2 separate regions of the Homo sapiens genome follow, and region 2 is linked to region 1. Evidence: read pairs that join two places in POLR2A ChIA-PET (ENCODE). Cell type or tissue: K562. All regions are shown on one strand. Links, peaks and the distances in the headings refer to the core of each region. The heading gives the core; the rest is flanking DNA. Region 1 has its middle 4.7 kb from the start of LAMP1. Region 2 overlaps LOC124903218 (a long non-coding RNA gene).

The links. ChIA-PET counts read pairs that join two places held together with the same protein. Peaks named below come from ENCODE experiments on the same cell type or tissue, not always from the same donor. Only the 100,000 strongest peaks of a DNase experiment are listed, where the experiment ranks them.
Region 2: POLR2A ChIA-PET joins it to region 1 with 5 read pairs; 7 of 35 experiments call an interaction of 5 or more read pairs at or near these places.

What each region holds. Positions count from the first base shown.
Region 1 is chr13:113,290,358-113,294,747 of GRCh38, reverse strand. No RefSeq gene overlaps it. Among named protein-coding and RNA genes, the nearest start is that of LAMP1, 4.7 kb to the left of the region's middle. RefSeq lists enhancers at 2,049-2,557, 2,558-3,067. In K562, for the core only: a CTCF peak has its summit at 2,013; a DNase peak (open chromatin) is centred at 2,527; H3K4me3 peaks cover 651 bases; H3K27me3 peaks cover 3 bases.
Region 2 is chr13:113,374,821-113,379,210 of GRCh38, reverse strand. It overlaps LOC124903218 (a long non-coding RNA gene), which reads left to right. Exons shown (of 2, transcript XR_007063881.1): 1 at 1-312; 2 at 2,569-2,866. Among named protein-coding and RNA genes, the nearest start is that of GRTP1, 13 kb to the right of the region's middle. RefSeq lists an enhancer at 1-557. In K562, for the core only: no CTCF peak of the experiment used is centred there; no DNase peak of the experiment used is centred there; H3K27me3 peaks cover 1,146 bases.

The DNA.
Region 1 (4,390 bases), core at 310-4,309:
CTCTGTCTCCCAGGCTGGAGTGCAGTGTTGGAATCAAGGCTCACTGCAGCCTCAAGCGGCCTTCCCACCTCAGCGTCCTAAGTAGATGGGACTACCGGTGCACACCATCACACCTGGCCAATTTTTAAAAAATTGGCTGGGATCACAGGCATGCACCACCATGCCAAGCTAATTTTTGTGTTTTTAGTAGAGACAGGGTTTCACTATGTTGTCCAGGCTGTTGAACTCCTGACCTCAAGTGATCCACCCTCCTTGGCTTCCCAAAGTGCTGGGAATACAGGCATGAGCCACCGCGCCTGACCTTTTTTTTTTTTTTTTTCACATTTTATAGCTTTTCTTTGTTTTTTAAGTTAGGAATTCAGTGTGGAATATATTTCCCTGAAGACATTGTTAACCTAAAATAATCAAGAGTCAGAATCTACTTTAAAGAGAGATTATTCAAGTGCAAAGTTTGAGGACAGGCCGCCCAGGAAGCACAGATTCCAAAGAACAGAAGTCGGTGTTCTGAAATGTAGCAGTTTGGGATCATTTCTATAGATGAAGTTTAGGGAAACTTAACACAATTCCAGCATCTTTCTCTCTGAGGGTGAATGCACAGTTACTGTGCTCCGATTAGCCAAGGTGGTCTTTTCCTATTGGGAAAGGTATGTTTGGCGTTCCACACGGACTACGTCACGGGGTCGTCGTGCCATCTAGTCTGAGTTAGGACAGATGCACAGGACAATGAAGGAGGCGGCTGGTCCACAGCAAAGATCAGTAATGGGAAGCGGGGAAGTCTGGTCTCTGGTCTCTCCTAGTCATTTACAAAACAAGAACAAGAGGCTGTGTGGTCACCTGTCAGCCTAACCAGTCCAAGAAGCTGAAGTTGCAAACGTGCTGCATGACTCAGGCCACAGGGCCTAGCTTCCCGCTTGGCACAAGAAACAGGCTCCTGAAATTTTCTTCTGCAGTTTCTGCCACAAGAGTTCAGGTTTGGAAGCTGATACATGGGCTCAGTATTTGAAATAAAGTAGTGGTTGATAGGTAAAAATTGAGATAAGTAGTCTTTTTGTAACAATTCTAAAGGATATTTTAAATAAAAGTAGAATAATATAATGATCCCCGCCTTGCCTACCACTATTACCCGCCTTTCAGTTACTACTTAAAAAATGTTTTTTAGAGGTAGGGTCTCACTGTGTTGCCCAGGCTGGGTTGCCCAACACTGCAGCCTCATCCTTCTGGGTGCAACTGAGCCTTCCACCTCAGCCTCCCAAGCACCTCCAACTACGGGCACGCACTGTCACACCTGGCTAATTTATTTTTACTTTTGTATAAAAGACAGGGTTTGCTATGTTGCTCAGGCTTATTGTGAACTCCTGGGCTCAAGTGAGCATCCCGCCTCGGCCTCCCAAAATGCTGGGATTATAGATGGGAGCCACTATGTCCAGCCCAGTTACCAACATTACGGCTAAACTCACCTTGGGCATTTCTAGGTCACAGTTGGAATCCATGATTTCATCAAGAAGCCCTGGTTTGGGCCAGGCGCAGTGGCTCACACCTGTAATCCCAGCACTTGGGGAGGCTGAGGTGGGAGGATCCTGTGAAGACAGGAGTTTGAGACCAGCCTGGCCAACGTGTTGAAACCCTGTCTCTACTAAAAATACAACAATTAGCGGGCTGTGTTGGCGTGCGCCTGTAATCCCAGCTACTCCAGAGGCTGAGACATGAGAATCACTTGAAACCTGGGAGGCAGAGGTTGCAGTGAGCTGAGATCATGCCATTGCACGCCAGCCTGGGCAACAGAGTGAGACTCTGTCTAAAAAAAAAAAAAAAAAAAGCCCTGGTTTATTTTGATGAAAAATGGTCTTTAGAGATGTCAGAGTCAAAAATGTAGAGATGACTCTCCAAATTTAACGTTTTATTTGGGAAGAAAGCATTGCAATTCAGGTGTCAACTGCAAATAATGAGATTCAGAAAATCTGATTACCTATAGTGTGTATTTGAGTGCAGAGCTTGAGGATGGCCACCCGGGAAGGCACTGACTGCAGACACATGGGGTCAGCGTTTCCAAGTGGAGAAGCTCAGGTTTCACTTACCACGCAGAGACAGAAGCTCCAGCAGGATCACCACAGTTCTCATATGAGACCAGGGGCACACGCCGCAGCGGTTCCATTGGTTAGGGATCTCTGTATTTGAAGGAAGATTGCGTTATGACTCCATGAGGAGGGGTAGTGATCTGAGGGGGTCTTATCTCCGGTGCCATTTGGTCTTTATTGTTTACAGGGAGAAAGGCAGAAGTTGCAGCTGCGTGTGGCATGACCTATGCCGTATAGCCACATTTCCTTCAAGGCTCAGGGTAATTCACAATTTCAAAGGCTTTATGTTTGATTCATTCAGTTTCACAGGGGCATACACACAAACTGCGTGTCTTTGAAGAACAAAGAGAAGATTCGGGGTTCGATAAGAATGAGGAAGGTCTTGAGAGAAAGTTCCCTGCTGTTGGTAAAGCTCTGTCCGGGATCTGGCAGGGTCCGTGGGCGTGGGCGGCAGCGGGGGCGGGGAAGTTTGTCCTCTGGGGCTGTCGGGTGTCTCAGCAGCCATGGATGGAACTGGATTCAGGTTACAGCAGCAGTTTTCACTGCCAGGCTTGAAGAGAATTACATTTTGGAGCAACATTGTGTGTCCTGAGTGCTTTCTCCCCAGGCTCTTTGACTGTTTTAGTTGGGTGTGGCGAGAATGACCCAATTTCTCTGATCAACTTTCATCGAGATCACAATCTATTTTAGCAACTGGTTTGTCAAGCTTCTAGGTCTTTTCCATACACAGACCTAAGAAAGACAGAACATTTAAGAGAAAATCAGGACTTTATACTGGGATTTTCTATTCAAATGATAATTAGGGAGTTTTAACATCTTTTTTTTTTTTTGAGATGGAGTTTCACTCTTGTTGCCCAGGCTGGAGTGCAATGGTGCGATCTCAGCTCACCACAACCTCCGCCTCCCAGGTTCAAGCGATTCTCCTGCCTCAGCCTCCTGAGTAGCTGTGATTACAGACATGCACCACCATGCCCGGCTAAATTTTTTGTATTTTTAATAGAGACGGGGTTTCTCCATGTTGGCTTGGCCGGTCTCAAACTCTCGACCTTAGGTGATCCTCCCGCCTCAGCCTCCCAAAGTGCTGGGATTACAGGTGTGAGCCACTGCACCCGACCTAACTTCTTGTTTATGTCTGTATTTGCACCTGTGTTTTCTTACGCTGACAATCTTGACCCCTGACAAGGGTCCCATAATTTGCTTTCTCCTACAATCTGTGAGTGATTGCTTTGCAGGGCAGCACCCAGGTCACCACCAGGACTGCTGGGTGCCTTGAGGGTCTGTCCACAGCTCTTTTTCGTCTTTTGGGCATGTCCTCCCAGGGCAGCAGCTGGTGCTCTGTGTAAAAGTCACTCAAGGCATCTTCTTTGTGTGGTTGTGCCACCCACTGTCTATACAGTTAGGTTCATTGACTTCATTTCTTTCCAAGTTTTAAGGAGTGCTTTTTGTTCCTTTTTTCTTTTTTTTTTCCTGTTTTTTTTTTTTCTTTTTTTGAGACAGGGTCTTGCTCTGTCACCTAGGCTGGAGTGCAGTGGCACAATCTTGGCTCACTGCAACCTCGAACTCCTGAGCTCAAGTGATCCTCCCTCCCCAGCCTCCCGAGTAGCTGGGACCACAGGTGCGTGCTACCACACATGGTTAATTTTCTGAACTTTTTATAGAGACGGGGTCTTGCCGTGTTACCCAGGCTGGTCTTGATCTCCTGGGCTCAAGCGAACCTCCTGCCTTAGCCTCTCAAAGTGCTGGGATTACGAGCTGGTCTTGAACTCCTGAGCTCAAGTGATCTTCCCACCTCAGCCTCCCAATGTGTGGGGATTATAGACGTGAGCCACCACGCCCAGCCTGAACCATAAATGCATTTTGTGAAGCAAAACAAAACAAAACAACAAAACAAAACAAAAACAAGCCCCAAAAGGTCACAAGTGGGATTCCGTGCACATGACATTCTGGAAAAAGCAAAGCACTAGGGACTGCTGGGGCAGCGGGGAGCTGGCCCCAGCATTCCAGCATGACGGGACAGTTCTGGGGCCCGGGGGAGAGCCGGCCCCAGCATTCCAGTGTGACGGGACAGTTCTGGGGTCAGGGGGCTGTGGGGGTTCTGGGATGACAGGAAAATTCTGGGGTTGGGCTGGGGCCATGGGGGTTCCAGGATGACAAGACAGTTCTGTAAGGAATATGGTGGTGGAGGACATTCTGAATATTTGTCAAACCCATAGAGATGCACATCACAGACTAAGCTTTACTATACATTAATGTTGGAAATCTACCTGGAGGTAGGGATGGGGGAAGACCCAAGACAGAATGCAGGCTGTGACCAG
Region 2 (4,390 bases), core at 307-4,306, 84 kb before region 1:
TGGGACATTTTCATAGTGAGAAACGCTGAGGAACTCTTGACATGAAAACTCCAGTGGAAGATGGAAACTGTGATGACAGAAATGGCACTGACCAGCCAGGCCCTGCCTGTGCCCTGCTTGGAACATTGATTGACAGAAATGGCGCTGACCAGCCAGGCCCTGCCCGTGCCCTGCTTGGAACATTGATTGACAGAAATGGCGCTGACCAGCCAGGCCCTGCCTGTGCCCTGCTTGGAACATTGATCATGTGTTTGACCTTGACATCAGCTTTCCGACACAAACACAGACTTGGGCACACACAAACACGCCCAGGTAGGAGCAAAACGCCATCATTCTGTTTGGGGTGGTCCCTGATGAATCAGCACAAGTTTGCCGGACGCGGTGGCTCTCATGCCTGTAATCCCAGCACTTTGGGAGGCCGAGGTGGGCAGATCACAAGGTCAGGAGATCGAGACCATCCTGGCTAACACAGCAAAACCCCGTCTCTATTAAAAATACAAAAAATTAGCCAGGCGTGGTGGTGGGCACCTGTAGTCCCAGCTACTCGGGAGGCTGAGGCAGTAGAATGGCGTGAACCTGGGAGGCAGAGCTTGCAGTGAGCAGAGATCGTGCCACTGCTGTCCAGCCTACGTGACAGAGCGGGACTGTCTCAAAAAAAAAAAAGAAGAGGGTAGGGGAAAAGAGTCATTCATGCCTCTGTCTGCCTCAGTGAATCTGTATTTTTACATAAGATCACACAGACAAAATGGGGCAGGGAAACAATTGGGTATGCATTTGTGTCTGATGGGCCATGGGTGACTGCACCTGTAAAGATGAGGAATCAGTTTACATTGCCATAGTGAAATCTTTATGGAAACACCTTAGAGTAAAGATCTCGGAGCTCAGTAAAAATTTCCTTGTGGGCAAAATATTAGGGAGGTATGGAGCTTCTCATCTTGCAGCCATCTTATTTAGAAACCAAAAGGGGAGGCAAGTTTGCATGATCCAGTCCCCAACTTGACTTTTTCCTTTGGCTAAATGAGTTTGGGGTCTCAAGATTTAATTTCCTTTCACAGATCACAGGTGTGAGCTACTGTGCCTGGCCTACGTAACACATTTACTAAACAACCTTGTTCACTACACACTTCCTGGTCACCTTCCCGTTTCTTACCTGCCCTCCAAAAGCCCAAACCCCCTTATCCGTTGTCTAGCCTGAACCCTGACGCAGCCTCAGGAGATCCTGAGGACACAGGCTACAGCGTGGTTTTCTACATTTTAGGGAGACAGGAGACATCATTCAATACATGTAAGGTGAACACTGCGGTCTGGAAAGGCGGGACAACTTGAAGGACGCGGGGGTGGGCTTCAGGTCATAGGTGATTTTCAGATTGTCAGTCGTTTGAAAGAGTTTATCTAAAGGCCAGGAATTGGCCGGGCGCAGTGGCTCACACCTGTAATCCCAGCACTTTGGGAGGCCGAGGGGGGCAGATCACGAGGTCAGGAAATCCAGACCAGCCTGGCCAACATGGTGAAACCCTGTCTCTACTAAAAATACAAAAATTAGCTGGGCCTGGTGGTGCACGCCTGTAATCCCAGCTACTCGGGAGGCTGAGGCAGGAGAATCGCTTGAACCCAGGAGGCAGAGGTTGCAGTGAGCCGAGATCACGCCACTGCATTCCGGCCTGGCGACAGAGTGAGACTCCATCTCAGAAAAAAAAAAAAAAAAAAAAAAGACCTGGAATCAATACAAAGAGGTGTGTCTGGGTTAAGATAAGAGCATGGCCGGGCGCGGTGGCTCACGCCTGTAATCCCAGCACTTTGGGAGGCCGAGGCAGGCGGATCACGAGGTCAGGAGATGGAGACCATCCTGGCTAACACGGTGAAACCCCGTCTCTACTAAAAATACAAAAAATTAGCCGGGCATGGTGGCGGGCACCTGTAGTCCCAGCTACTGAGGAGGCTGAGGCAGGAGAATGGCGTGAACCCGGGAGGTGGAGCTTGCAGCGAGCGGAGATTGAGCCACTGTACTCCAGCCTGGGGCGACAGAGCGAGACTCTGTCTCAAAAAAAAAAAAAAAAAAAAAGAGCTTGTGGAGACCAAGGTTCTTATTATGCAGATGAAGCCTCCAGGTATCAGGCTTCAGAGACAATAGATTGCAAATCTTTCTTTTCAGACTTAAGAAGGCACCAGACCCAGTGAATTCTCTCCTGGATCAGGGGAAAGATTCTGGCCACCTGCTTCGGCCACTTTTTTTTTTTTTTGGCCAGCCACTGTGAATACTTACATAATTAAAATTGTCTTTTTCTCTTGTTAATCTGCCTGATCACGTTGATTCCCAGGTCCAAGGAATTCCCAGGTCCCTCAAGCAATAGATTAGAGGAAGTGTTTTGTTTTGCTTTGACTTCTTCCTCTATATTAGTAAAAGTATGTCTCACTCTGGGTGTCCTGTATTTGCATTTTTATTTGCTAAATCCAGTAACGCTATTCCAGGTGTAAGTAGGTTTCTCTGGACGTACAACTTTCATCTCACGAATCTTTATATTACTGCTCCTAAATTCTAACCTAGACAATGTCATTATTTTTCAACAGTAAAAATAGTCTGAATTAAGCCTTCCAGATGCGTACTCCCTTCTTTCCTGAGGCAGATGAAGTAGAGAAGAATGAAGGCAATTAACAAATCTGGACGAATCCACCCCAGAAGCAGCTCCTGCTGCACCCACCTCAGCAAAGAATCCAGAGGCGACCCCTCCTCTCCATCTGCTCCTCCTCCAGGCCACTGTCCTCTCTAACCCTTCTCACTGGCCCCTGCCTCCACTCTTGTCAGACAGCAAGCTACAGAATAACTGGGGAAATACTTTTTAAAAAAATAAATCAGACCACATCAGGCTCTTCAGCATGGAAATGTGGCCGCAGCCCATGGGCCAGCCCACCAGTGCCGATCATCCCCATCACACCCCATTAGTCCCCATCGGACCCCTTCATCCCCATCAGACTCCATCAGACCCCAACAGACCCCATCAGTCACCACCAGATGCCATCACACCCCATTAGTCCCAATCAGTCCCCATCAGACCCCATCACCCTCATCAGACCCCATCAGACCCATCAGACTCCATCAGTCCCCAGCAGACCCCATGAGTCCCCATGAGTCCCCATCAGACTCCTTCAGTCACCACCAGACCCCGTCATCCCCATCAGACCCCATCAGTCCCCATCAGACTCCATCAGACCCCAACAGACCCCATCAGTCCCCACCAGACTCCATCACACCCCATTAGTCCCCGTCAGTCCCCATCAGATTCCATCAGTCCCCAGCAGACCCCATGAGTCCCCATCAGACCCCATCACACCCCATTAGTCCCCGTCAGTCCCCATCAGACCCCATCAGTCCCCATCAGACTCCATCAGACCCCAACAGACCCCATCAGTCCCCACCAGACTCCATCACACCCCATTAGTCCCCGTCAGTCCCCATCAGACTCCATCAGTCCCCAGCAGACCCCATGAGTCCCCATCAGACCCCATCACACCCCATTAGTCCCTGTCAGTCCCCATCAGACTCCATCAGTCCCCAGCAGACCCCATGAGTCCCCATCAGACCCCATCACACCCCATTAGTTCCTGTCAGTCCCCATCAGACTCCATCAGTCCCCAGCAGACCCCATGAGTCCCCATCAGACCCCATCACACCCCATTAGTCCCTGTCAGTCCCCATCAGACTCCATCAGTCCCCAGCAGACCCCATGAGTCCCCATCAGACCCCATCACACCCCATTAGTTCCTGTCAGTCCCCATCAGACTCCATCAGTCCCCAGCAGACCCCATGAGTCCCCATCAGACCCCATCACACCCCATTAGTTCCTGTCAGTCCCCATCAGACTCCATCAGTCCCCAGCAGACCCCATGAGTCCCCATCAGACCCCATCGCACCCCATTAGTCCCCATCAGTCCCCATCAGACTCCATCAGTCCCCAGCAGACCCCATGAGTCCCCATCAGACCCCATCGCACCCCATTAGTCCCCATCAGTCCCCATCAGACTCCATCAGTCCCCAGCAGACCCCATGAGTCCCCATCAGACCCCATCAGACCCCATCACACCCCATTAGTCCCCATCAGACTCCATCATCCCCATCAGACCCATCAGCCCCATCAGTCTCTGTCAGTTCCCATGAGTCCCCATCAGTCCCCATCAGATGCATCAGAACTTTCTGAGCACGTCATGGAGGATGACATCACACAAACCCCAGCTCTTCTTTTCCTCACATTCGCCTGTGAATCCAGCAGGCCCTGGGTGAGCACCTGCTGTGTTTAGGAGTCGCAGGTCCTATTTTCCAAAGTGCTCATGGCAGCCCCACTCCTCGTAGGCTGTGACTGGCTCCTCTATGGAGGAGAGGGGTCTGTGTTTCTGC